Linked DNA regions of Homo sapiens: regions 2, 3, 4, 5 and 6 are each linked to region 1. A link is a loop called in an ENCODE intact Hi-C map of the cell type or tissue named here. Cell type or tissue: heart left ventricle. All regions are shown on one strand.

Region 1 (4,000 bases):
TATTATGAATAGTACTGCAATGAACATATGCATGCATGTGCCTTTATGATAGAACAATTTCTATTCCTTTGGGTATATACTCTGAAAATGTCTTTATTTTACCTTCATTTTGAAGAATATTGTCACTGGATGTAGAATTCTAGTTTGACTTTTTTTTTCTTTCAGCTCCTTAAAGTTATTATCCCATTGTCTTTTGGTCAATGATAAATCAATGATCATTCTTATCTTTATTCCCTTGTATATATGTCTTCTTTTCTGTCTCCTTTTAATGTCTTATCTTTATCATTTGTCTTTTGGTACATTGATTACAATGTACCTTGGTATGGTTTTCTGTGTGTATATCCTGTTTAGGATTTGTTGAGCTTCTTGAGACAACTGTTTTTGATCTTCAAGTTTGGAAACTTTGGACTATTATTTCTTTAAATATTTTTCTGCCCTTAACCTTTCTGAGTTTTCTATTGCTATGTCTTCGAGTTCATTGATCTTTTCTTCTTTAGTATATAACTGCTATATATACACCATATGCTATATATACTATATAATCTGCTGTTGAACTATATGGTGCATTTTTAGTTCAGATATTATACTTTTAAATCTAAAAGTTCCATTTGATAACTTCCACTTCTTTCCTCATTAAGTTTATGTTTTCATTTAAATCTTTTAATGTATATTTAGAACAGTTGCTTCAAAATCTGTGTCTGCTAATTCCATCATTCCTGTCATTTCTGAGTCTATTTCTATAGAGTGATTTTTCTCCTGGTTATAGGTCATATTTTCCTGCTTTTTTACGTATCTAATTTTATTGGATGTTGGACATTGTGAATATTCTGTTGTTGAGGGTCTGAATTTTTGTTTCCTTCCTTTCAATAATGTTGAATTTTGTTTTGTTTTGGTAGGAGTTAACTTACTTGATCATCAGCTTGTTCCTTGTAAGGCTTGTGTTTAAGACTTATTAGGATGGTGCTAAAGTAGACTTTAGGGCTAGTTTAGCCCTACTACCAAGACCCTTTTGAGGCCTCTACTGAATGTTGTGGGTGTCCGATAAGTTCTCTTCACTCTCCAACTGTAACATGAATGTCTCTCAGCCCTGTCTGAACTCTGAAAATTGTTCAGCTTATAGCTCCCCAGTAGTTTTCATTTGCCCACACTTATGGAGTTTTATTATATGCATGCACAACTCATGCATATAAATACTCATGAGTATTTAGACAAGGACTCAAGGGAGACCTCTATACAGATTTCTGAAGCTCTTTTTCTGAGTAGCTTCTTCCTCTCTGGTACTCTTCCCTGGAAATTATAGTGCCACAGACCCTCCTAATGTCAAGATCTCTAACTTCAACACAAAAAGACCCCTGTGATCTACTTGGATTTCCCCTCCCTGCTCTGCCCAAAAGTGCCTTCAAACAGAAAGCTAGGGTTGTCTTCAGGCTCACTTTGCTTGTTTTCCTTCTCTCAGGGATCATAGTTCCATGCTAACTATTGTCCGTTGTCTAAATAGTTGTTTCATACACTTATCCAGTTGTCTAGTTATTTATGCAGGCCAGAAAGTCCAATGCCAGTTACTCAGTCACGTTCAGAAGATAAAGTTCCTCTCCTTTGGGTCTTTACTCAAATGTTACACAAGAGTTGGCAATCATCCCAACAATTCTCCCTGTCCTCCATTCCTGCTTCATTTTTCTCCATAGTACTCATCAACCAACACTATCAATTTACCTATCTGTCTTACTTACGAATTGTTTCTTTTCATTAGAAGGTAAGGTCCATGCAGGCAGGAATTTTGTGTATTTTGTTCCATGTTATAGCTCCAGCACAAAGGTTAGGTCTTGGAATACAATACATATTTGACAGATGAATGAATGAATGAATGAATAAAGGATCATTACCTTTTGAAAACTTTCCTTCACGCTATTCCTATCTTTTCTGCATCTTGTATCATATTGTTGATCACACTTTGTTCCTCTCTCTCTCACACACACACACACACACACGCACACGCACACACACACAGCAGAAATGGACCTCATCTGTGTGTCCCCACCATCCAACACAGGGATTAACGAAGGTGAGTTGGGTGCATGGAAATTGTCCCCATCTAAGAAGCACAGTGTCCAAGAAACCAGCAGAGGGCAGCACAAAGCTGTGCCTCTCTTTTCACCTCCGTAGTGCCAGTCTTAAGTAGAGAGGGGCTGGTAGCAGATGGAACTGGAGCTGCAGCTAGACTTAGAAACACAGAGCCAGTGTTATTCCCTCAGAAGAGAACTCAGGAGGGCCCAGGCAGCCTTCTCTAGGGGGTCTCTCACACGGCCTTGCTGACTCAGCATGTCCTACTGTGTATTCCATCCACAAACACCCAGCCTTGATAGTAGGAGCACAGGTCCACGTGCACACACACACACATGCACACAGACCCCTCCTCAGTCAGAAGAGCCCTGCCTTCATGATGCAATCACCTTCTCTCCCAGCCTGTGCTGTTTAGGCTTTCTAGGTCAAATGGATTCCTCAGAGGTTCCATTCCCAGCCTCCCTGTCCACTCAGTGCACTTAGCAATTCCCCTGAAGGCTTTTAACGTTCACCATTTAAATTTCATTCTTACCACAGGAACTGCCAGGAGGTCAGCACTGTTAGGTCCAATTTGCAGGTGAGGAACAGACTCAGAGAGGAAAAGGAACTGGTCTAAGGTCACACAGCTAGTGAGTGGAGAGGCTCAGATTCAAACCCAGGGGTGCTGGCCTTGGGCTCCCTCCATAGCCAGCTGCAGCCTCCACTCCAGCTCAAGCCCCAGGGAAAGGGACAGGAGTGGAGGCATGGGCAGGAGGGTGGGAGGTCACAGTACAGATTCTTTACTCCCAGGATTTTTATTATCACCCTAAAATAAAGCTAGTTACTCCAGGCTTGCTTCTCCTCCCCCCACCCCACCCCCACTATAAACCTTTCTATGACATTTACAGGGTGGGGGGCATGGGGCATAGGGGGAGACAGCATCGCCTGCTTCCTGGGAACTCTTGTAGGGCAGAACCTGACTATTACTGATGTTCTCCAGGACCTCACACACAGTAGGGGCTCACCCAGGGTGGGTTTGATGGATGGATGGATGGATAAATAGGATCATCAAGATGAAGGGCAATGCCTGGGAACTCTTTAGAGTCTTTAGCGTCTCATCTTTTAATTCAGCAAACGGGCCCAGAAGATTCCCATCCCTTCCCGAGCACTAGGCCCTGTTTTGGATGCTAAAGACACATAAATGGGGAAACTGAGACCACTACTTGGCAGAGACACAAAAGTTTGCAGCAATTCAGAAGAGGATGTGCCTGGAATAGAAGGAGAATCTCAGGAGGGGCAGTCCTCACCCCTGCCCACAATAATGCTGTGAACCAGTTGCTGCTTCCGGCTGTTTGGGCCCCACCGGCAGAGAAGCCATTGTTTAGCTTGGTGCTTGGCGCCTTTCCTACCACCCAATCCTTCCCCTTCCCATTGTCCTCAGGCCCCTCATCAGGGTACAGGATGCAGCTGCCGGCACAGCAGCAAAAAGAATGGGAAGGGGCTGGGAGAAGTAGATCCCAGGAAAGTTGAGAGGCTTCAGCTGGTGGTCCCTTTCAGAAGAGCTGCTGACAAAGACCCCAGGCAGCAGGCTCTGCCAGCATGGCACTGGGCACTGGGTGCAGAACTCAGGCTTCAGAGGCAGAGAGATCCAGATTCAAGCCCCAGTATCTGCCGCTGACATACTGTGTGTCCCTGGGCAAGTCTCTTTTGATCTCTGAGCAACAATTTCCTTCTTGGTTAGAGGAAGAATAAGATGCTTGCTTAGTGAAGAATGACTTATTGCATTGAGGAGTAACACAAAAATGCATGATACCTAAATATTTTTAAATGTTCATTTCTGTTCCTTCCCCCCACCTCAGCCATAGCAAAGTATCAAAAAAGATTATGTCAAAGAGGACTCTTGTGACAAGTGGAAGCAGTGCTTTCTCTTCAGTAAATGAAGATGTTTTCCCACAACTGG
Region 2 (4,000 bases), 250 kb after region 1:
GGAAGGGGCAGGGGTCTCTCCTGGGCTCCATGGCTTGAGAAAAGCAGCCCAAAGGGCTAGTTTCTTAGGGAAGAGGGTGTTAACAGGGCTGGGCATTCTACTGCCCCATCGCTCTCCTAAGCTGAGGAGACCCAGGATGCAGAAACCTCCACTAGGCTCAGAGAGGGCCAGGTGCCAGGTGGGTCACCCAGGCTGGCAGGGGTCACTGAGGAGCCAGGATGGCCTTGGGGCCCACAGGGGAGGAGGTGGGCAGGGCAAGAGGGTGGATTCCCAGGAGAGAGGTGGGGGCCAGGCCAGCCCAGAGCATTTTCCCACCATAGTTTCTGCTGTCTCCACTCCACTAATCTGATTACAATATTTACCAACCTCCCATGGCCTGCTTGGGAGGGGTGGCGTGTTACCCTGAGGATCTCAGTTCCAGTTCCCAGCATCATGGGAGGCCCAGAAAGGTGTTTACGGGACCTAAAATGACTGCACCAGGCCGTTCCTCCTGTCTGCAGTCACAGGGATATCTGAAAGACCCCTCCCCATCAAGTCTAGCCTTCTTCAGGAAGTCTCCCTTGCCACCCTCTGTGTCCAGTTTCCTGGGTCCCCTCCAGTACATTGGGTTCTCATGCTGTCCCATCACATTATTAATGTAATATAATAATTATATTATTCAAAATCTGAGGCAGTGCCTTCCTTCCCGAGGATAAAAACTTTAATAGTGAGTTTGCAGGCACTGAGGACAAAGAGGGTGGTGACGCAGGCCCCAGAGGGCTACTCCACCTAATTGGCATCAGTGTCACACACAGTTGCTGTGACCTCACACTCAGGCTCAGCTCCTTCCTCAAAAGTGGGGTAAGGGAGCACTGAAACACTCATGTCAGGACTCACCGACAGAACAGACCGGACTGTGGTTCTCTCATACACACACACCTGTGCACACACGGTGAATGCACCTGCTGTCACACTGTCACATACGGAGGGCCCACTCCTCCCAGACCCTTCTCCCTCCTCTGTGCCAATTAGCACAGGACAGGAGGTCTATAGGGAACGCCCTGGGCTTGCTCCCTTCCAGAGCTGGTGTAGGTATGAGAGTTCCGTGGAGCGAGGACGCTGCCTGTAGATGAGAGAGGGGGATTCTTTGGGGGCTGGGAGGGAGACTCTTACTCCTTCTGTAACCCAAAATAGGACCATTTAAGAGGCAAGATGCCAGCCTCCCTGAGGATTGAGGACAGAGGAGATAGCGCTCCCCAGGAAAACCAAAATGCGTTTTTCCCCTCCCTTTCCTCCAAGGGTCTAAACCCCAAGCTCACTCATCCCTTGCAGGATTTCAAATAGAGAGGGGTTTTGGGGGTAACAGATAAGGGTTTCTTTAAAAAGCTAACAATCCAGGACCAACTTCAGACTGGGAGAAAGCTTGCCCCTTCTGAGGGCCCTAGGGTTCCACCCACAATGTACTCAACACTTACCCCTTTGGGTAATTCCAGCCAGGGGGTTGAAGAACAGGAACAAACCAGACGTCACCAAGGATCGGCCGCCCCCTGCTGTCTGGCTCTCAGAACTGCACCCTCTCCCCTGGGTGCCCCTCCCAGGCTCTTTATGTACTCCCGCAATCACACAAGGCCTTCACCTCTCACCTCCACATGCCCGTGGTTGGGTCAAAAAACCCATTCTGCCTTGATGTTCCAATTCCCCCACTGGCAGCTGCCTCGAAAAGGAGAGGGCCAGGCTGAGGTAAGGGCAGCAAGGTTGGAAAGATGGAGTTTCAAAGGCTGAATCTTGACTTTTCCACCCCTAAGGTACGGAGCGGGAGGGAGAGACCGACACAGGAAACAGGAGAAGTCAGTCTGGGGTGAAGTGGCCCTGAGACTGGAGAGGAGGGGTAAGGGAGAGGGATCTGATGAAGGAAGAGAGAGGGGACAAATCAGAGGGGCACAGGTGAGAAGGGCCCAGAGACATGGCAGGTAAAGTAGACCCAGGTGACAGGGGAATGGAGATATGGGCACAGGTGAGGGCACAGGTGGGCTGGGGGAGAGAAAAGGGGGCAGGGAAGGCATAGGGAGGCCTCCAAGGCAGCCCATGCGTAGCAGTCAGTGCCCCCTGCTGCCTGCCATCCACTGGTCCACATCCAGCTCTGCATGTCCAGCCCTGAGGACTGGCAGCCTTGTGACTGATGGCTAGGCCCCTGCTGGGGGCACTGAGGGTGGCCACTCAGCAGAGGCAAACAGCTTGGACATCTGTAGCCTCTGGACTATGAGACATGGTGGGGGCAGTGGGCAGAACAGATTGAGTTCAGTGCCGTGGTCTGAGGCCCAGACCTGGCAGGGGTCAGGGGAGGTTTGTGAGCCAGGCTTGGCTCCTCTCCCTCCCTCTCTGGCCTGTCCCAAGGGTCCTCTCTAAGGCAGGCCCAGCCTTTCTCTCCTGTTGTGAAGCCCAGAAGGGAGCTTTGTCCAGCTGGCCCAAGTGCCAAGGCTCCTAGCCTACCAGGCACCCTTCAGGACAGGACAGAACCCTGCCTTCCAGCCCCTCCATGGTGTACCCCAGCACACACAGTCAGGCCCAAGAGCCCTCTTTCTTTTTTTCTTTTTCTTTTCTTTCTTTCTTTTTCTTTTTTTTTTTTAAGACAGGATGTCACTCTATTGCCCAGGCTGGTGTGCAGTGGTGCAATCAGCCACAGCTCACTGGCAGCCTCAAACCCCACCTACCTACCCTTTTCCGGCTCAAGTGATTCTCCCACCTCAGCCTCCCAAGTAGCTGGGACTGTAAGTGTGTACCATCTATAGTCCCAGCTACTGGCTAATTTTTTGTATTTTTAGTAGAGACGGGGTTTCACCATGTTGCCCAGGCTGGTGTCGAACTCCTAGGCTAAAGCAATCTTCCCGCCTTGGCCTCCCAAAGTGTTGGGATTCCAGGTATGAGCCACTGTGCCCGGCTCCAATCCCACTTTCTACTCTGCCTCATTTTCTTCTATCCACGTGGTGCTGTGTATGCATGGGTGGAAGGAGTATTAATTAGACTATGCTTATAGACTGTCCAGCCCCAAATTCATAACTTTTACCCCCTAAAGCATTGATCTACCCAGTCCCCTGAGGGAGAGAAGCTGACTTCATCATCCCCTTTTCTCAGCCATGGCCTTTGTTTTGTTTTTGTTTTTGTTTTTTTTGCATTGTTGTTTTGTTTTTTTGAGATGGAGTCTCGCTCTGTTGCCCAGGCTGAAGTGCAGTGGCCAACCTCTGCCTCCCAAGTTCAAGCAACTCTCCTGCCTCAGCCTCCTGAGTGGCTGAGATTACAGACATCCACCACCACACCCGCCTAATTTTTGTATTTTTAGTAGAGATGGGGTTTCACTGTGTTGTCCAGGCTAATCTCGAACTCCTGTCCTCAAGGGATCCACCCACCTCGGCCTCCCAAAGTGCTAGGATTACAGGCGTGAGCCACCTTGCCTGGCAGGCCTTTGTTGAGGGGTTGTTGTGGGGAGGCAGACTAGGGTGAGCCATGTGGGTAACTCACCCATGGTCACCAGCAGATGATCTGGGTTGGAACCCGGGTGTCCTGCACTCACCCAGGGCTCCTTCCACTATCTCCCCTGCCTCTCTAGGGCCCTGTAGTGGGTCCAGCCATCCACCCCCAGACTCTTATAACATTTCCACACACATACTATACATCAATCAGAAGATCTGTGGCCAGGAGGAGGGATGAGGGCCCAGGTGAGCAAATGAGACCTACCTTCTGGCTCCAAAACCCTGGAAGGTTGTCTTGGTTGTGGGGTGAGGGCCTCGGAGGGGTCTTGGTCTAAGGTAAATCTTGATCTAAAGTAAGTCCTGAAAGACCAATCAGTACTCCAAATGAGGAGGCACTTAGCAATGAGAGAGGCAGCCCAGGGAGGTGCTGAGCTTCCCATGCCAGAGAGATTTCCAGGTGAGGCCAGAGAAGGAAGGCTGGATGGCATGTTCCTTGAGGCTCCTTAGACCTGAAACCCCAGGCTGCTCCCAGGGAGCAACAGGAAAAATCACCC
Region 3 (4,000 bases), 110 kb after region 1:
TACTACCATTATTGCTAAAAGATAACACCCAGCTCTCTGGGGACCATAAGAAACCCCCATCCCTGCTGGCAACTCTGAGGCAGGGAGGCAGGTGTTACTGAACACACTTGGAGAAAGGATGCTGTGCTGTGGAGGAAGGAGGAGGGTGCATCCAGACTGGGGCAATCTGAGGGCTTTCTATAGAAGAGCTTTGAACTAAGTGGGGGTTGCTCCAGGCGGCAGCCCCAGAGGCTGACATGGAGGCACCCCAGCAGCAGAGAAGGGGCTAGGTTGGACAGAATTTCCTGGGCAGCCTTCATAGTGGGTTCCATGGAAAGCTGAGCCTGGAACACTGGTGAAACCACCCCTCCCCCACAACTATCACCTCCACTCGTGGGGCACCCCAGGCTGGGAACTAACCCAAGTGGTTGGAGGGGACAATGCCTACTGGGGCCATGTTGAGGGTGAGGTCTGAGGGCTGTGAAATTGTCTTCAGGCACTTATACACACTAGGCTTCCACCCAGCCTCCAGAGGTCTCCTTCCCAAGATGGAAGAGATGAGAGGAATGCCTCTACCTTAAGGGGAGATGGCTGGGAAGGAGGAGGAGCTTGGAGCAGAGAACACTGGAGCCTGAGGTTCTTAGAGGCAAGACGGCCCTCCCCGTCTCTGGAGGGACTGAAACCCTCTGAAGTCCATGTCACCCGGGACTGGTAACTTCTGCTTGCACCACTCCCTCTTGAGAGAACAGCACAGCCATCCCGGCTGCATGGTTGGACAGCTCTGATGTGCCAAGCGCCCCTTCATATTGTCCTGGGTGTCTGCCCACTGCTCTCCAGGACCCTGGAACAAGCTCAGTCCCTCTTCCACACAAACACCTGCTGGGTGTTTGAAGGCAGTACCCCTGAAACAGACTGACCACAGCCTTCTACTGTTTACAAGTGCTATCACATTTGATTCTCTCAGCTCTTCTGTGGGGCAGATGTTGTTGTTGTTGTCTTTACTTTAGAGAAGGTGAAATAGGCTCAGAGAACAAGTGCCTTGTCCATGGTCACACAGAATTTTAGTGCATGTCCTTGTCAACCTTGTCTTCCCCTGCCATCTTCCCTTGAACCTTGTCTTCTTCAAGTGAAAGGAAGTTTAACCTCAATTCCTCTGACTGCCGTAAGGGTGCCCATGGCATTCTCCTCAATGGGCCAGGATGGAAAATCCAGGACGGATGATCCTGCCTCCTGGGCAGGGAGGGGCAGAAGCTGAAATGGAAACTCTTTCTTGGGAGAGAGTGAGTAGAGGGTGGGCCCTATCAGGCTATAGTAGCTGCCAGACATCTGGTAAGGTGAACTGAGGGTGCAGTATCTTATTCTGGGGGGCAGGGTGGGAGTGGGGGAGCTTTCTTGGCATAGGAAGGGCTGGGGAGTCCCCAGGAAGTGGCCACTCTGTATCAGTAGAGTCACTGGATACAGGCCTACAGCGGGAAGGCACAGGAAGCTGGTTCTGATAAGGTACTTGGAGTGGTACTTCGTATGGCTAGAAGATGCTTTCATGGTAGAGGTGTAGAAACTAAGGCCCAGAGAGGGGCAAGGGCTTTCCCAAAGGCACACAGCAGGTAGACACCACCCTGCTGCCACTCAGAGTTCCCACTGCGAGGGGGGCATGTGCCCAGGCTGAGTAGTGGAAAAGGGCACGTCCTCTCCTAGGTCCTCACTGGCTCACGCCAAGCTTCAGAGATGAGCCTTGTTTGAAGTCTTCTGGAGCCATTTATCATACTCAAGACACAGTGGCAGGGAACAGAGCCCATCTTGTGTAGGTCTCCAGTGCTGGAGGGTTACAGTGTCTCATCAGAGAGGGCAGAACCATCCCAAGGCCACACAGCTAAATTACGGTAAAGCCAGGACACTGTTCTCCAAGGTCTGGGTCTTTTCAGCCCCAGCAGAGCCTCCTAGAAGAACTAGTCTCTCTAACCAAGACTGAGAAGGGCAGGAAGAGGGTACAGGTAGTTGAGAGATCTGGGCTCTCTCGCTTCCCCCAACCCTTCCACCTGCCTCCCATCCCACAGACACCCAGGGACTCTGAGGATGAGCTGGGAATTTCTGATGTTCCTTCAAAATGGATCATCTCTATTTCCCACAGTGTAAGGTTCTGTGCTGTTCACTCTTCACCAGAAAAACTCCTGCCTATCCTGTAAAACCCAGCTCAGAGGTCCAGAAAATGACCCTGCACAAAGCCTCTGCAGAGGAAGTCACATCAAATTCTGAAGAATCTTCCAGACCATGATCTCTGACCACAATGCAATATAATTAGAACTCAACAAGAAAAACATAAACCTCCCATAGGCTGAGAAACTGAAAAACATACTTTGAAATCATTCAAGAGTTAAAGAGGAAATTACACTGAAATTTATGAACTATTTAGAACTGAATGATAAGGAAAACACAAGCAGTTTCCAAATCATTTCCCCTATGAAGTCAGCCCTGACCCCACATGGCTCCTCAGATGGCTCTCCACCCTCTACCCATTTCTACGCCCTAGGAGGCTGACGTCTATGGGCTGCAGCAACAGGTTCCCTTGTTCTTAGCTTCTGGGAGGATTCAGCTAGTGGGGGAAACCTGGCCAGAGATCAGACGGAGGGAGAGAGGGAGGAGAGTGAGGCCTCTTACTTGCCCCCTGTCCTTCCCTGTATGATTGCTGTGAGCTGGGTATGCCCCTCCACCTTAGGCCACAGCAGCGCCCTCCTCATAGCTCCCACTTTCACCATTCCTTCCCCACACTCCTGCAGCCTGGGGTTGACAGCCTCTGCTCTTGTGAGCCCTTTGGTGATACACTGTGTGGTTTCCCTACACCTTGACCATACCTGTAAATAATGTCTTCATTAAACATACCCATTCTGGGTGTTCCATGTGCTTCCTGCAAATACCCCGACTCTTACAAAGTCCGTCAGTCCACAACCACATTCTCACTTCTGGGTGACTGAGCTGTGACCTTGTGTATCTCTGTGTGTTGTCCCCTTTACTGACCTGTCAGCACCTGAGGTCGGCAACCAGGTCAGCTTTATCACCCAGTCCCCTGATCTGATATGAGTGGAGAGTTATACTCAATAAAAGATATTGATTAGGATATCAAATAAATAAAGAAGCATAGTTTAATTTGCTCCATAAGCAAGTGTTTGTTTATAGGGGATTCAGGGCAGAGAGTTAAGAGTCAGACATAAAAATACAGAGAACTTTAGACTGGGGCAAAAATTGGTGCTCAACAAAAGAACATACCCACAGTTCTATGAGCTGGGATTCTTTCTTTACTTTTATTTTAGGTTCAAGGGTACATGTGTAGGTTTGTTATATAAGTAAACTCTGTGTCATGGGGATTTGGTGTACAGATAATTTCATCACCGAGGTAAGCAGCATAGTACCTGATGGGTATTTTTGTCTCATCCTCCCTCCTCCCGCCCTCCACTCCCAAGCAGGCCCCAGTGTCTGCTGTTCCCCTCCTAGTATCTATGTATTCTCATTGTTTAGCTCCTACTTGTAAGTGAGAATATGCAGTATTTGGTTTTCTATTCCTGTGTTAGTCTGCTTAGGATAATGGCCTCCAGCTCCAGCCCATGTTGCTGCAAAGGATATGATCTGGGTTAAGGATCTAGCGTGTTCTCATGTCATCCAGCAACAGAAGGTCCAGACACAAGGGAGGTCCAGTGTGCCATGGTAAATGCCCACCTCTGGCCTCCAGCTCTCCCCTACCCGCATCTACTCACCTCCCACCCCTCCAGAGTGGCTTCTATGGCTAAGCTCTCTGCTTTGGGCTTCCTACCCTAGAAAGCCTCCAATCTTCCCTCCCATCCCAGACAGAGCAGCCAACTGGTCCCTGGGCCTGGGGGCCACGGTGTGCATTGAATGCTGGTGGGATATCTGTCTGTCCTCGAAGGAACCCAGGTGGTAGGGAGAGCAGATCAGATCTTGAGTGGTTTGGATTTGTCAGAAGGAAGGAGGGAGAGAAGGTATTCTAAAATGGAACAGCTGGGATAAGGGT
Region 4 (4,000 bases), 320 kb after region 1:
GACAGAAACCAGACAGGGGCAGCGCCCCATCACTGGTCACACTGAAGGGCAACCACAGAGCAGGACTAGACCAGACTCCTGCCTCCCGGAGCCCAGCAGTCTCTCCTCAACCCCACGCCTTCCCCACATGTAGCCCAGTCAAGCCTCCCCTTACCCAGGAAATCTTGAATTTGATAATCAAGCCATGTGGAGTAGGAGCTTGACAAAAGGGAAGAACATGCTAATAGTGGAAATCTGCCTAGAATGCTCAAACCTCACCACACAGGGTCCTACAGAAGGAAAGGTGAGGGCAGAGTGAGATGCAGCTTTCAGTAAATATTCCTGCTCCTGGGGAGTATCTGGGGGAAACAGGGTGGGCTGTGTTGCCATATTCAGGCATGTGCAAAATCTGTCCCCGGGGTACCCGAGGCAGGAACAGAGAAGGCTAATCTAACCAGATAGACTAGATTAACTAGGAAGGGCAGGAGCCTTTCAGGGACATTGACAGGGAAGAAGCAAGACCATCTGCTGAGACTATGTACGTGCCCCCTCTCAGTGACACCAGCCCAGCATGCGCTCGCTTCCTCAGCTGCAGCCCCCACAGCATTGTCACATACACTGCACCCAGACAAGTTCACCTGCCTAGGGGTCACACTCACTGTCCCACACCCTTTCAAGAAATCATGCAGGCCACACTCAAAGCACAATTTGTCTCCTTCTTTCCTCCCTCCCTCCCTTTCTTTTCAAACATATTTCTTGAGCATTTATTACGTGAAATGCAACATGTTGAGCACTAAGGTTCAAAGACAAATGAGACAAGCTCTGTCCACAAAGACCCCCCATGGGAAAGAGATAGAGAAGACAAGCCTGACACTGTGATGAGAAATGTGCTATTAGAATGAGAGTAGGCCTGGAAGAGGAAACCCTACCTCAGGTGGCGAATGGAAGACGGTGCCTCCTGCTCTGAGCCCCGAAGGCTCAGCCAGGGGAGCCCGTGGCACGGACAGGGGCAAAGAAGAGGGAAACAGCCTTCCAGGTAAAGGAGCCCCACCCAAGCCAGTGCAGAGCTGCTGACACCCAAGCTCCAGAAGGCCTTGGCCAGAGGTGATGCCACACACAGAGGAGGAGTACAAGAGATGGCCTGAAGAGCTGGGGACACAAGAGGGCACCTGACCAGGAGGCTGGTGCTTGGGCATGGCGGGAGATGGTGGTGGCGGGCCAGGGTGGCCAAAGGGGATGGAGACAGGAGAGGGCTGGGTAAAAGAAGAGAACAGGCCAGGCGCGGTGGCTCACGCCTGTAATCCCAGCACTTTCAGAGGATCACCTGAGGTTGGGAGTTCCAGACCAGCCCGGCCAAATAAAAATACAAAAATTAGCCAAGCATGGGGGTGCATGTCTATAATCCCAGCTACTCGGGAGGCTGAGGTATGAGAATCACTTGAACCCGGGAGGTGGAGGTTGTAGTGAGCCAAGATCATGCCACTGCACTCCAGCCTGGGCGACAGAGCAAGACTCCCATCTCAAAAAAAAAGACGGGGTCGGGCATGGTGGCTCACGCCTGTAATCCTAGCACTTTGGAAGGCCGAGGCGGGTGGATCACCTGAGGTCAGGAGTTTGAGACCAGCCTGATCAACATGGTGAAACCCCGTCTCTACTAAATACAAAAAATTAGTTGGGGGCCAGCTGCAGTGGCTCACAGCTGTAACCCCAGCACTTTGGGAGACCGAGGCGGGTGGATCACTTGAGGTCAGGAGTTCCAGACCAGCCTGACCAACATGGTAAAATCCCATCTCTACTAAAAATACAAAAATTAGCTGGGTGTGTTAGCAGGTGCCTGTACTCCCAGCTACTCAGGAGGCTGAGGCAGAAGAATCACTTGAACCCAGGAGGTGGAGGCTGCAGTGAGCCAAGATCATGCCACTGCATTCCAGCCTGGGCAACAGAGCGAGACTCCATCTCAAAAAAAAAAAAAAAATTTTTTTTCTTTTCATTAGCCGGGTGTAGTGGTGCATGCCTGTAATCCCAGCTACTTGGGAGGCTGAGGCAGGAGAATTGCTTGAACCCAGGAGGTGGAGGTTGCAGTGCGCCAAGATTGTGCCATTGCACTCCAGCCTGAACAACAAGAGCGAAACTCCATCTCAAAAAAAAAGAAGGGAACAGACCAGACTTGTTGCCCAATGGGGTGGAGGCAGGAGGGAGAGGGAAGTCTGGGCTAAAAGCCAGGTTACTAGCTAAGACAGCATGCTCAGTGTCTCATACACACATACATACACACACGCACACGCTCTGGCTCCTTCCCTCCCTGGCAGTCCCTGGCACTGTAGGTCCCACCATGGCCCCCAGCAGGACTAACTCCAGGCCAGGTTTTCCCCACAGCCTGTGCGGACAGAGGGAGGGGAAAGGGAGGGGCTGGCCTTGGCTGGCCTTACCTTTCCCAGGGAGGGGCTGGCCTTGGCTGGCCTTACCTTTCCCACATAGGTGAAGAGCACGGCCTCAGGGGCCAGCTCTCTACTGTGTAACTTCTGCACCAGCTGAGGCAGGGGCAGGGCTAGCAGCGCCTCTGAGTCCAGGTCTGGGTTCTGTGGGGAACAAACTCGGATCAGTCCCCTACTCGCCGAAGTCTCATGGGCCTGCAGCAGACACCAGTGGCCCATGCCCCAGCAGCTCTGACATGGCCCAGCCTGGGCAGGCCCTTGCCATCCCTAGAGAATGCAGCTCTGTCTCCTCCAGAAGCTTGTTGAAGGGGTGCCCAGCGAGCCGACCTGCCCAAGTAGGTTTTTTTTTTCCTTAGAGACAGTGTCTGGCCGTGTTGCCCAGGCTAGACTTGAACTCCTGGGCTCAAGTGATCCTCCCACTTCAGCCTCCCGAGTAGCTGGAACTACAGGCACATGCTACTGTGCCTAGCTCCAGACTGATGATTAAACCACTACAAATATACACCAGCAGTGGCTGCCTTCTGTGTGCCAACACCACGCTGATGTCATCCATGTTTTGATTAAGTCTTACTGCCATTCCCATTGCACAGATAAACTGAGGCTGAGAGAGAGGTGCCTTCTTGCCCACCAGCCATCTGCCTGCACCTGACCCCATGCCATCCCCACACCCACAGAGCAGCTCTGAACACTACTCAGGGGGTTGCCAACCTCTAGCAGGGAAGGGCAAAAACAAGAAGACCCCATCTTGGGAGGCTGGGTCTGTGACTGAAGGCCACACCCAAAAGGAAGGGTTTACACATTCATTCTGTGTCCGGAATTGGTGGGTTCTTGGTCTCACTGACTTCAAGAATGAAGCCGCAGACCCTCACAGTGAGTGTTCCAGTTCTTAAAGGCTGCCTATCTGAAGAAACCACATTTCAGCTGTGATTTGAAGGATAAGAAGATGCCAGATGTGGGGAGAGACAGAGCTCTGGGTACCTTCTCTTCCCTCTCTGATTCTGGGAGAAGGCTTCCCCTCCTCCTGCTTCCATTCCTCCCACCCCTCCAACCCTGCTTCTACTCCTCCCCTCCCCCTAATCCCCCTACTCCCCTCCCCCTACTCCCCCTCCTCCCCTGGCCTGCTTCCCCCTCCTCCCCTCCCCACTTCCCCCTCTTCCCTCCCCAATTTCCCCTCCTCCCCTCCCCTGGTTTCCCTCCTCCCCTCTACCCTTTCCCTCCTCCCCTCCCCTGGCTTCCCCTCCTCCCCCTCTACCCTTCCCTTCCTCCCCTCCCCTTGCTTCCCCTCCTCCCCCTCTACCCTTCCCTTCCCTTCCTCCCCTCCCCTTCCTTTCCCTTCTCCCCTTCCCTTCCTCACCTCCCCTTGCTTCCCCTTCTCCCCTCTACCCTTCCCCTCCTCCCCTCCCCTCTTACCCTCCTCCCCTACCCTGGCTTCCACTCCTCCCCTAAGCACCTCTGACTCCAGGCTCTCCACTCATCCCACATCCCCCAGATCCCCTACCCAGCCCGAGGCAATGGAGCCCAAACCAGCTCACTGGGCTATTCCTGTCACCTGTCCACCTTCCCTGTCCTTCCTCTAAGCTCATCAC
Region 5 (4,000 bases), 190 kb after region 1:
AAGGGCATGGTTAACATTTATTAAATACTCACTGTTCTAAGCGCTTTATTTAGCTTAAAGTATTTAATTATCACTGTACCCTATGAGGTGGGTTCTATGATTAGCCCCACATTACAGAAGAGAAGATGGAAGCAGGAGAGTCAGGCCCCCTGTGAAGGTCACACTCACTCACTGCTCCTCACCCTGCATGCTCCCCTCAGACCCGCGGTACCATCTGATTACTTCCCTTTCATCCCCATCCAGGACCCTTTTCTGGCATTTTTTCCCCACAATTCTAACACAGCTCACTAGCTAAGATCTCGTCCTTTGAGGGCCTTTGTACCAACTATGATCTTATGCGTTATAGAACAGAATTCTCAAATAGAAATCATAAATCCCTAGACTCTAATTTTATTACTCTTGTTTCTGCATGCATTTCCAGAATTCTAGAATCCAGTGATAGATCCCAGAACCAGAGACATCTAGAGAATCCTAGAAAGGAATTCTAGCATCCAGCAATTAGGCTTTTGAATCCAGGTTCAACAGTAAAACAATGGGGAGTGGAATGGAGGTAGGATTGGAATTTAATAGAATGCCCAGTCTAGAAAGGGCCCTGGTGCTTTAGATCTGCTCCAGCCCAAGCCAGCCGATGTGGGGACTGTGCCCTCTCACTGACCGTCTGAACCATCAGGAGCTCCTCACTCTCACGTGGCCACTCACTCCAGGGCCTCATCTGATGTTCAGGAGAGTCAGTGTCATTGCTATGCCTACCGGAGTCTAGGGTGGGGATACTGAGGCCAAGTGGCATGGTCATTTGGGTCCTGGTTCTGGATCTTGGATAAACTGCTAGACCTCTGGGAGCCTCGGTTTCTTCATCTGAATAAGGGGGTGGGGGTGGGGGGCAAGGTCAGATGATTTCCAAGGCCTCTTCCACTTGAGAGAGTGAGTTGCCTAAATCCCAAGAGCTGCCATTTGCCTTACTAGTTAGGACTACTGAAGACGATGATTATCATGTGATGAGCACCTAAGCTGAACTGGACACTGTGCTGAGCACTTTCCAGCCACTATCTCACTCAAATGAGTTCAGGTAGGCTTCCTGGAGGAGAGGGGTTGGAGGGGCAGCGTCTGTTTGGAGGACAAAAAAGTGAGGAGAGAGGGAGGATGGCAAGATTGGCCACGAGGGACCCCCGGAACTAGGTGGGGAAACAAGTCGATTCTTCACATATGGGATGGTTTGTTGCTTCCCAGAGGCAGAGGCAGGGGGCTGGCCAAGATGACCTCTGCCCACCCAGGCACTCAGTGTAGCTACAGACGGAGCCTAGGACTGGAGGTCAAGATACCCTGCTGACGCCGCCCTCTTGCTGTGTGCCCACAGGACCAGCGTGAGGAGGCTCCTGGCAGTTGCCCACAGGACCAGCGTGAGGAGGCTCCTGGCAGTTGGGCTGTTCCGGGCCGGCGGCAGGAGGGAGCTTGATGCGTGCCTGGCGTGCGCAGGCCGATGCCGCCGGCAGAAAAGAGCGAGGGGCCACCGGTCCCGGCGCCCGCGGAACGCGCCCGGGGCCGGGTGCCCGGCCTGCCGTCGCCGGCGCTGTGCTGCGCCTGCGGTCTGTGCGCGCTGCTGGCGGGCGTGAACGTGACGCTGGCAGGCGCCTTCGCCTCCTTCTTGCCCGAGCACAACGCGCTGCTCGTCGTGGGGCTGGCGCTGCTGGTGCTGGCGCTCGGCTTCTTCGCGGCCTGCTGCGTGTGTAGCCGCCGGGGCCTCGCGCCCCGTGGGCGCTCGGCGGCCGCGGCGGGCCCGGGCCAGGGTGGCGGCCGCGCCGGGCCCGTGGCGCTGGAGATGGAGAGCAGCGAGCCCACGGCACAGGACACCACGGCCGTGCAGCTCAGCCCTGCCGTCTCCGCCGCGTCCTCCGGCTGCTCCAGCCCCGGCCCCAGCCCCCTCGCCCTGGAGGCCCCGGCGCCCGCGGCCGTCTGCGCGCTGCGCTCGGAAGGAGTCCAGCTCAACCCACCCCGGGCGCGCGCCGCCCCCTAGCGGACCAGGGCCCCGCCGTGACTCCGCTGTCCGGGTTCATTCCCCTTCCTTCAGTGCCATTTAAGGGGGGAAAAGAAAGAAAAGAAAAAGAAAAAAGAAAACCTTTTCTTCCTTCCTTCCTTTCTTTTTTACAAGGGTCTGGTGCTGGGCTCAGGTGGCCTCATCTTTTCCATCTCCCAAACTCCTGGGTAGAATGTGGTGATGGTGTCAGGGGTCACACCCCAAAGAAGGGAGCAGCAGAGCCTTGGCCCCTTAGACAGGGTCTCTGGTCTCTAGTAAACCTTACCCATCCAGCTTGCTGAAAGTAGGCCCCTGGACCCTGGAACCCTGACACTGCCACCTCCCCCTGGCATTTGGGCACTGTGAACCAAGGAGCACCCACCCTGAAGGGGCTAACCACCAGCAGTCCCCCCAGTGAGGTGGGAGGAAGAGAGGGAGAAGGGTTGAATGTCAGCCTGGGCTGTCTCTGTCCTTGCACACACCGTGAAAGGCTTCCAGTCCCCTCTCCTGCCCCTCCCCACCTTCCTTGTTTCTACCCCAACATGACCTTTGGGATTCATTTGGCTGAGAAGCCGTGGCTCTGACTTGGGCCAGGATGGTCCCTAGAATTAGGGCCGGGGTGAGCACTCCCCACCCTTTCTGTCTGACTAAGAGCAAGAGTAGCTGAGACTGGGGCCCTGACAGAGGTGAGTGGTGAGGGAGCTTCTGCAGCCCTGAAAGTCCTAGTGTGACTTTCACTGCCAGCAATGCTGGCCCCCACCCACCCTGACTGTGGCACACCATGCATTCCTGCAGTGCCTTACTCCTCAATAAAGCACCTTTGGAGTCAGTCCTCTGTGACAGTGCAGGCCGGGAGGGAGGGGTGGCTGTGGGGCCTCTGGCTAAGCACCCTGGGTTCTGGGGCCCTCCCAGCCTGTGGCTGAGTGCCTGAGCATCCTGGTACCAGCCCCTCCTGGAGACCTAGAAGGCGGCTTCAAGGGAGAGGAGTGTGTGACTATGAGTAAAAGACTGTATCTAAGACTGTGTGCCCATGAATGTGGGAACAGATGGGTCAGATTGGGGGACTGGATGAACATAGGAGTGTGACTGTGGGTGTGATTGCCTGGCTCCTGTAAGAGGTGGGGAGTGGCAGCGTTTGGGTAACAGTCTGACATCACACATGCATGTGGAGGTGTGAGGGCAGCAGTAGTGGTTGAGGGCATGGTCACTGAGCAGGGTGAGGGGAGAAGTGCTCCACGGGGCTGTGCAAAGCCCAGACACTGCCCAAGCTAGCTGGACTTGCCGAGTTTGGGCCCGGCCTGTGGTTCGTCCAGGTGAGGGGGTAGGTGAGGGGGCCAAGTAGAGGAATAGGGGCTGCCTTGCAAAAAAGAAAAGGGGTCAGGGGACTGAGGAGGAGACACTGCAACTCTGGGCCAGCCCTTCGTCTCCATGCAGGTACCTAGGCAAGCAGTGACTGGGGCACATGCTGACCCACTGCCCCCGGCTGGCTATGACTCCCTGCCCATCCACTCCTGGCTTCATCACCAGCCTCCCTTTCTGTTTCCAAGACAGGCTTTGCTACTACTCTGCCATGACCCAGACACTTCCCACCAGCCCTGGGCTCTTCCTTCCTCTGGCGCCATCTCCACCTCTGTCTCTCCTGCTGTCTCCTCTCCCACTGACCTAGAGAAGAGCAAGTCTGCCTGAGCAGGTGCTGAGCAGGCCATCTCTATTAATTTGCACGTGTCAATGGGCCTTAACCTTTGAAGCTCCCAGTACCTACAGCTGATGACCTATTCTCTGAGCTCCCCAACCCCACCCTGTATGTGTGTAAGGAAGGCCACTTCCCCAGGCTCCAGTCCTGTCTCTTCTGGTGCATTGGTCTGCAGCTTTAGATGCCACCTGCTGCTGTGGTAGAGCAGTAGGTGAGAGGGGCCACCGCTGATGCAGCCTTGGGGTGTGGTCAGAACCACCCTTCTCCTACCACCTTAGGATTCTAGCCCTGCAATG
Region 6 (4,000 bases), 280 kb after region 1:
TTCGTGTCCCAGACTCTCCAGTCCCTGCCTCTCCGGCTCTCTCCCGGTCTCGGGCTCCGTTTCTCCGTCTCTCTCCCTCCCGAGGCCCCCTCCCCAGCCGGGCGGGGTAGATCGCTCCGTAAATAGGCGGATGGCCCGGGGCGCTGCGAGCGCAGACACTCGTTTTTAGAGCCGGTAATTGACTCCTTTCAGTTGATAATTCATGGCTTGCATATGCGCTTTAATGCGGGCGCCCCGGGAGGCGCGGCAGGCGGGGCGGGAGCGGGGCGCGGGCCTGCGCGGCCGCCCGTCCATCCGTCCGTCCGTGTCCGCGGGAGACGTGGGCGCTCCCACCCGGGCTGCCTGCCCAGCGCTCCCGAGGCCGCGCGCGGCGGAAGGGGCTTGAGCTGGGCCGGACGCAAAGGCCGGGCGGTCCCTGGGCGGCGCAGGGCCTACTGGCTGGTCCTTCGAACTGAATGCGGGCGGGGGCATGTGGGCACCCCTTCCCTATGCAGCCAAAGGGGAAACTGAGGTTCAAAAAGGCGATAGGTCTTAGGCAGAAACGAGATCAGAATTCAAGACCCCCTTCCCGTAACGTCCTAGTCAGGGCCCTTAGTCCCAGCTTTTCTAGAGCCCCTCACCCTGGGAATGCTCCTGTTTCTCAGCTAAATTCCTCCGCTGGAGTGACCCACCCTGTTGCTCTCTCACAGGCACCCGCATGAGGGGCTGGCTCCTCCCCGTGAATTCTGGGCACAGACACCCAGACCTGAGCAGGCCCCTCACCCCACAGCGACTGGGGAGCCGGAGCCCGAGTCCCTCCCACCTGCTCCCTCGGTTTCTGAGGGTCTGTCTCATCCTGCAGCTGGACAGACGTGATCTTCAGCCCCAAGTTACAGACGCTTAGAGAAGCTGGAGACTTGCACAATGTCTCAGAGGAAAGAGAGCCAGAACCTGGACCCGTGTTGTACCCCAACCAAACCCTCCATGGTGGAAGGAATAGGAGTGGGAAGGGGAGGAGGAGACATATGGTCCAGGAGGTTCCATATGTACCCACACATGGACCTCAAAGAGGCCCCCACAGCAAGACAGCAAATGACATCCACAGTCACAGATCACGGAGTGATTTCAGATGAAGATGGTGCTGGCAGGTAGTTGTCACGAGTCAGAGGTTAGGGGTCAGCACTGGAGCTGGCGCTGGAGGTGGGGAGGTTGATGACTCCAAACATCAGCTCAGGAGATACTAGAGAAAGCCCAAGCCGAAAAGAAGTCTGCGCCTAGCATAGGGCTTCCCATTTATTCAGTCCTTCGAGCTGGTATCTGCCACCACTTTTCCCCAGGCTAATTCCAGCCAAAATAGAATTCTACCTCCATCTTAAAATCTGCAAATATTTAACCTAAAGCCAAAGTGCCTGCTAATTCCTGCATCCCTCTATCTCTGTCCTTCCACTCGCTAGTTTCCCCATCAGCGCAATGGAGTTTGAGCAAAGGATCTCACTGGAGAAGTCGCAGCGACAGTGGATCTAAGAGCAGAGGGCAAGGGCTGCCTGAGCCTTGTGAAGCTCAATTCTGCCCCCTGGTGCCCAGAATGCCGCGCCAGCAATGGGATGCAGGAAGAAGAGGCAGGAGACACCTGAGGTCTCTTACCTTTTCCAAGCTACTCAGACCTCCCTCTTACAGGGCAGGGAACACAGGGCACCAGCCCTACTAACCCAATCTGAGGGGAAACTCTGAGGCTCCCTCTCCTGCAGAGATCTCAGACTCTGTGGTAGAGTTGGTGTGGGGGGACACGTGACGTCAGCAATAGCCCTGTCCATCCAGCACCTGGACACCCCGAGTGGTTCCTTCTATGGGAGGCAGAGGCAGGGCTGCCCCCTCTGCTGTGCAATTCCTGGGGTCTTCATCTGAGTTAAATTCTTTTAAGTCAGGATTTTTCTGGCTGAAATTTCACATTTGTGTTCAGTGGGAGTACTCAAAAAATGTAGCATGCATGGATGAATTCCATCCCTTTGCATTGTCTTCAGAAGATCTGTCCTATGAAGCACAGGGAAAAGTGAGTTCGTTAATTTGCATAGTTGGCGGAAGTAGGGCTACAAAGAGGAATGGGATGGGGGAAGGGAGAGATTTGATGGGAGGAGGATCTCAAGAGAGTTCAGATGAAGGGAAAATAATGGGGGGGGTATGTTGGAGGGATCAAGAAAGGCTTTCTGGAGGAAGTGGTATTTGACACAGGGTTTGAAGGACACAGAAAGCAGCAATGGTGTTCAGGTGGAGGGAACAATCTGAATAGCGACATGGAGCCAGAAGCATAAGGTGGGCTTGTGCTGGTGAGAAGGCTCCAGTTTGAGGGAACGGAAGGAGGCAGTGCTGTGGTGGAGCCATGGGAGAGGAGGCTATGGAGGATCCTGGAGACATGCTGATGTCAGACCAAGGAATTGGTGTTTTGTGGCAAAAGCACTGAACTGTGAGCCTGGGGTCTAGGTCCTAACCCAAGCTCCACTCTGACTGGGTTCCACTGTCTCAGCCTTGCTCTCTGGAGCCCTCTCCAGACGTCAGTGGGAATCATGGCAAGTTCTTAATCAGGACAGTGCCTAGAAATCACAGCTCACAGAATGGTCAAGCTGGTAGGTACCATAGACCTTATCAAATCTAACCCCCTCAATCTGAAACTCAGATGAGAAAACTCAGGTCCAGAGAGATGAAGGGACTTCCCAGCATCACACAGCAAGTCACGGACAGAGTCAGGACTTGGACCCAGATCTCCAGCCTCTCTGTTTGGGGCTCTTTCTCCACTGCAGTCTGGGGTAGCATCAGGGGGACTGAATTGGAGGAAAGCAGCTAGAGGCAGAAGACCACCAGGAGATTACAGCCTCACCCAGACCAGAGATCATGAGGCCGGGGCCAGTCAGAAAATGTTTATTGAGCTCCTCACCCTGCTCCCCATCCTGGGCCCATCTGAGGAATATTGAGCACCCACACAGAGGGACCAACAAAGAAAAGGAACCTGGTGGGGTTCCAGAAGGAGGAGACATAAGGTGGACATGGTATTCATGAGAAGGAAGGGGCATCAGGAGCACACTTGGGTGAGGATCTACAGGAGTAACACCAAGAAAATGCTTTAGAAGCAGGGTCTCACTATGTTGCCCAGGTTGGTCTCAAACTCGTGGCCTCAAGCGATCTGCCAGCCTCTGCCTCCTGAACTGCTGGGATTACAAGTATGAGCCACCACAACCAGCCCCGTGTTTCATGAGCTGTTACTCCATTCCAGGAGCCTATCACTTGGGCCCCCTCTGATTCTTGACCAAGGTGTCCACCTCCTTCATGAACCGGAGACACAGCTCCTCTTCCCATGGCAAAGCAATGCACTGCACAGTCACCAGAACTCCGACGGATCCTCTTACCGCCTGCCAGTAGAGAAGGTCGGGAACTCAGAGCCTGCTTCACAGGCCCCTTGCCTGGCTCTGTTCATCACCCATGCTATTCTGGGCCTCCGTACCAACGGTTGGTCTAGGTATGCTTTAGTCCAAACATCCCTTTCCCAATCTATATTAAGGTAAAAATGACCTAGATCTCAGAATTCCAGGCTTCCTCAGCTCTCAGTGAAACCTGAAAAGACTGTTCTGATTTTATTGCCCATAGTTCTTCAGGGTTAACATGTAAAACTTGCTCCCTGTGCAGAATGCTGATTATAATGACGAAAGAGAAAGCCGAGCATCCACTCAATGTTCAAGCAAGAGAAAGAAGAGCATGCTAATCCCTGATCCAGAGCCTGGTTACCCTTCCACAGTGAAAGCATTGCCTTGGCCCAAAACAGGCCCAGGAACATGGGGGCTAAGCCTGAGTCCCTGCCACGAAATCCAAACGTCCTTGTAGGAATTCAAACCTGTTTTCTTTGCTTTGTGATGATATCATTTGAGGCTTTATTTGCCTTTGTCTCTGGAGTCAGATCACCTGTTTCAAGTCCTAGCTCCTCCACTTCAATTGGCTGTGTGGCTTTGGCCCAGTCCCTTAATCTGTCTGTGCC

What was found. Hi-C counts contacts between places; a loop is a spot of excess contacts. Peaks named below come from ENCODE experiments on the same cell type or tissue, not always from the same donor. Only the 100,000 strongest peaks of a DNase experiment are listed, where the experiment ranks them.
Region 2: a loop joins it to region 1, with 13 times the contacts of the local background. A loop is called at or near these places in 25 of 110 quality-filtered maps.
Region 3: a loop joins it to region 1, with 5 times the contacts of the local background. A loop is called at or near these places in 83 of 110 quality-filtered maps.
Region 4: a loop joins it to region 1, with 5 times the contacts of the local background. A loop is called at or near these places in 28 of 110 quality-filtered maps.
Region 5: it touches region 1 in a loop (8-fold over the local background); 90 of 110 quality-filtered maps call a loop at or near these places.
Region 6: a loop joins it to region 1, with 9 times the contacts of the local background. A loop is called at or near these places in 48 of 110 quality-filtered maps.

The regions. Positions count from the first base shown.
Region 1 is chr1:46,723,551-46,727,550 of GRCh38, reverse strand. No RefSeq gene overlaps it. Among named protein-coding and RNA genes, the nearest start is that of EFCAB14, 6.4 kb to the right of the region's middle. In heart left ventricle, a CTCF peak has its summit at 2,124 (motif pointing right); DNase peaks (open chromatin) are centred at 2,130 and 3,410; H3K27ac peaks cover 900 bases; H3K27me3 peaks cover 174 bases.
Region 2 is chr1:46,475,127-46,479,126 of GRCh38, reverse strand. No RefSeq gene overlaps it. Among named protein-coding and RNA genes, the nearest start is that of DMBX1, 13 kb to the left of the region's middle. In heart left ventricle, a CTCF peak has its summit at 1,529 (motif pointing left); a DNase peak (open chromatin) is centred at 1,526; H3K27me3 peaks cover 3,132 bases.
Region 3 is chr1:46,617,462-46,621,461 of GRCh38, reverse strand. No RefSeq gene overlaps it. Among named protein-coding and RNA genes, the nearest start is that of MOB3C, 2.7 kb to the right of the region's middle. In heart left ventricle, no CTCF peak of the experiment used is centred here; no DNase peak of the experiment used is centred here; H3K4me3 peaks cover 235 bases; H3K27ac peaks cover 5 bases.
Region 4 is chr1:46,400,649-46,404,648 of GRCh38, reverse strand. FAAH (fatty acid amide hydrolase) reads right to left here. Exons shown (of 15, transcript NM_001441.3): 2 at 2,445-2,558. Among named protein-coding and RNA genes, the nearest start is that of FAAH, 8.3 kb to the right of the region's middle. In heart left ventricle, no CTCF peak of the experiment used is centred here; a DNase peak (open chromatin) is centred at 2,359.
Region 5 is chr1:46,531,005-46,535,004 of GRCh38, reverse strand. TMEM275 (transmembrane protein 275) reads left to right here. Exons shown (of 4, transcript NM_001396071.1): 2 at 422-550; 3 at 964-1,066; 4 at 1,355-2,839. The coding sequence starts at 1,478. The coding sequence ends at 2,011. Among named protein-coding and RNA genes, the nearest start is that of TMEM275, 2.5 kb to the left of the region's middle. RefSeq lists silencers at 1,606-1,695, 1,826-2,025. In heart left ventricle, a CTCF peak has its summit at 2,021 (motif pointing left); DNase peaks (open chromatin) are centred at 1,656 and 1,974; H3K4me3 peaks cover 956 bases; H3K27ac peaks cover 460 bases; H3K27me3 peaks cover 1,418 bases.
Region 6 is chr1:46,444,579-46,448,578 of GRCh38, reverse strand. LINC01398 (long intergenic non-protein coding RNA 1398) reads left to right here. Exons shown (of 3, transcript NR_121680.1): 2 at 690-1,127; 3 at 1,434-1,906. It also overlaps the pseudogene FAAHP1. Among named protein-coding and RNA genes, the nearest start is that of LINC01398, 3.1 kb to the left of the region's middle. RefSeq lists enhancers at 1-248, 249-760. In heart left ventricle, CTCF peaks have their summits at 1,365 and 1,569 (motif pointing left); DNase peaks (open chromatin) are centred at 28 and 1,548; H3K4me3 peaks cover 581 bases; H3K27me3 peaks cover 2,498 bases.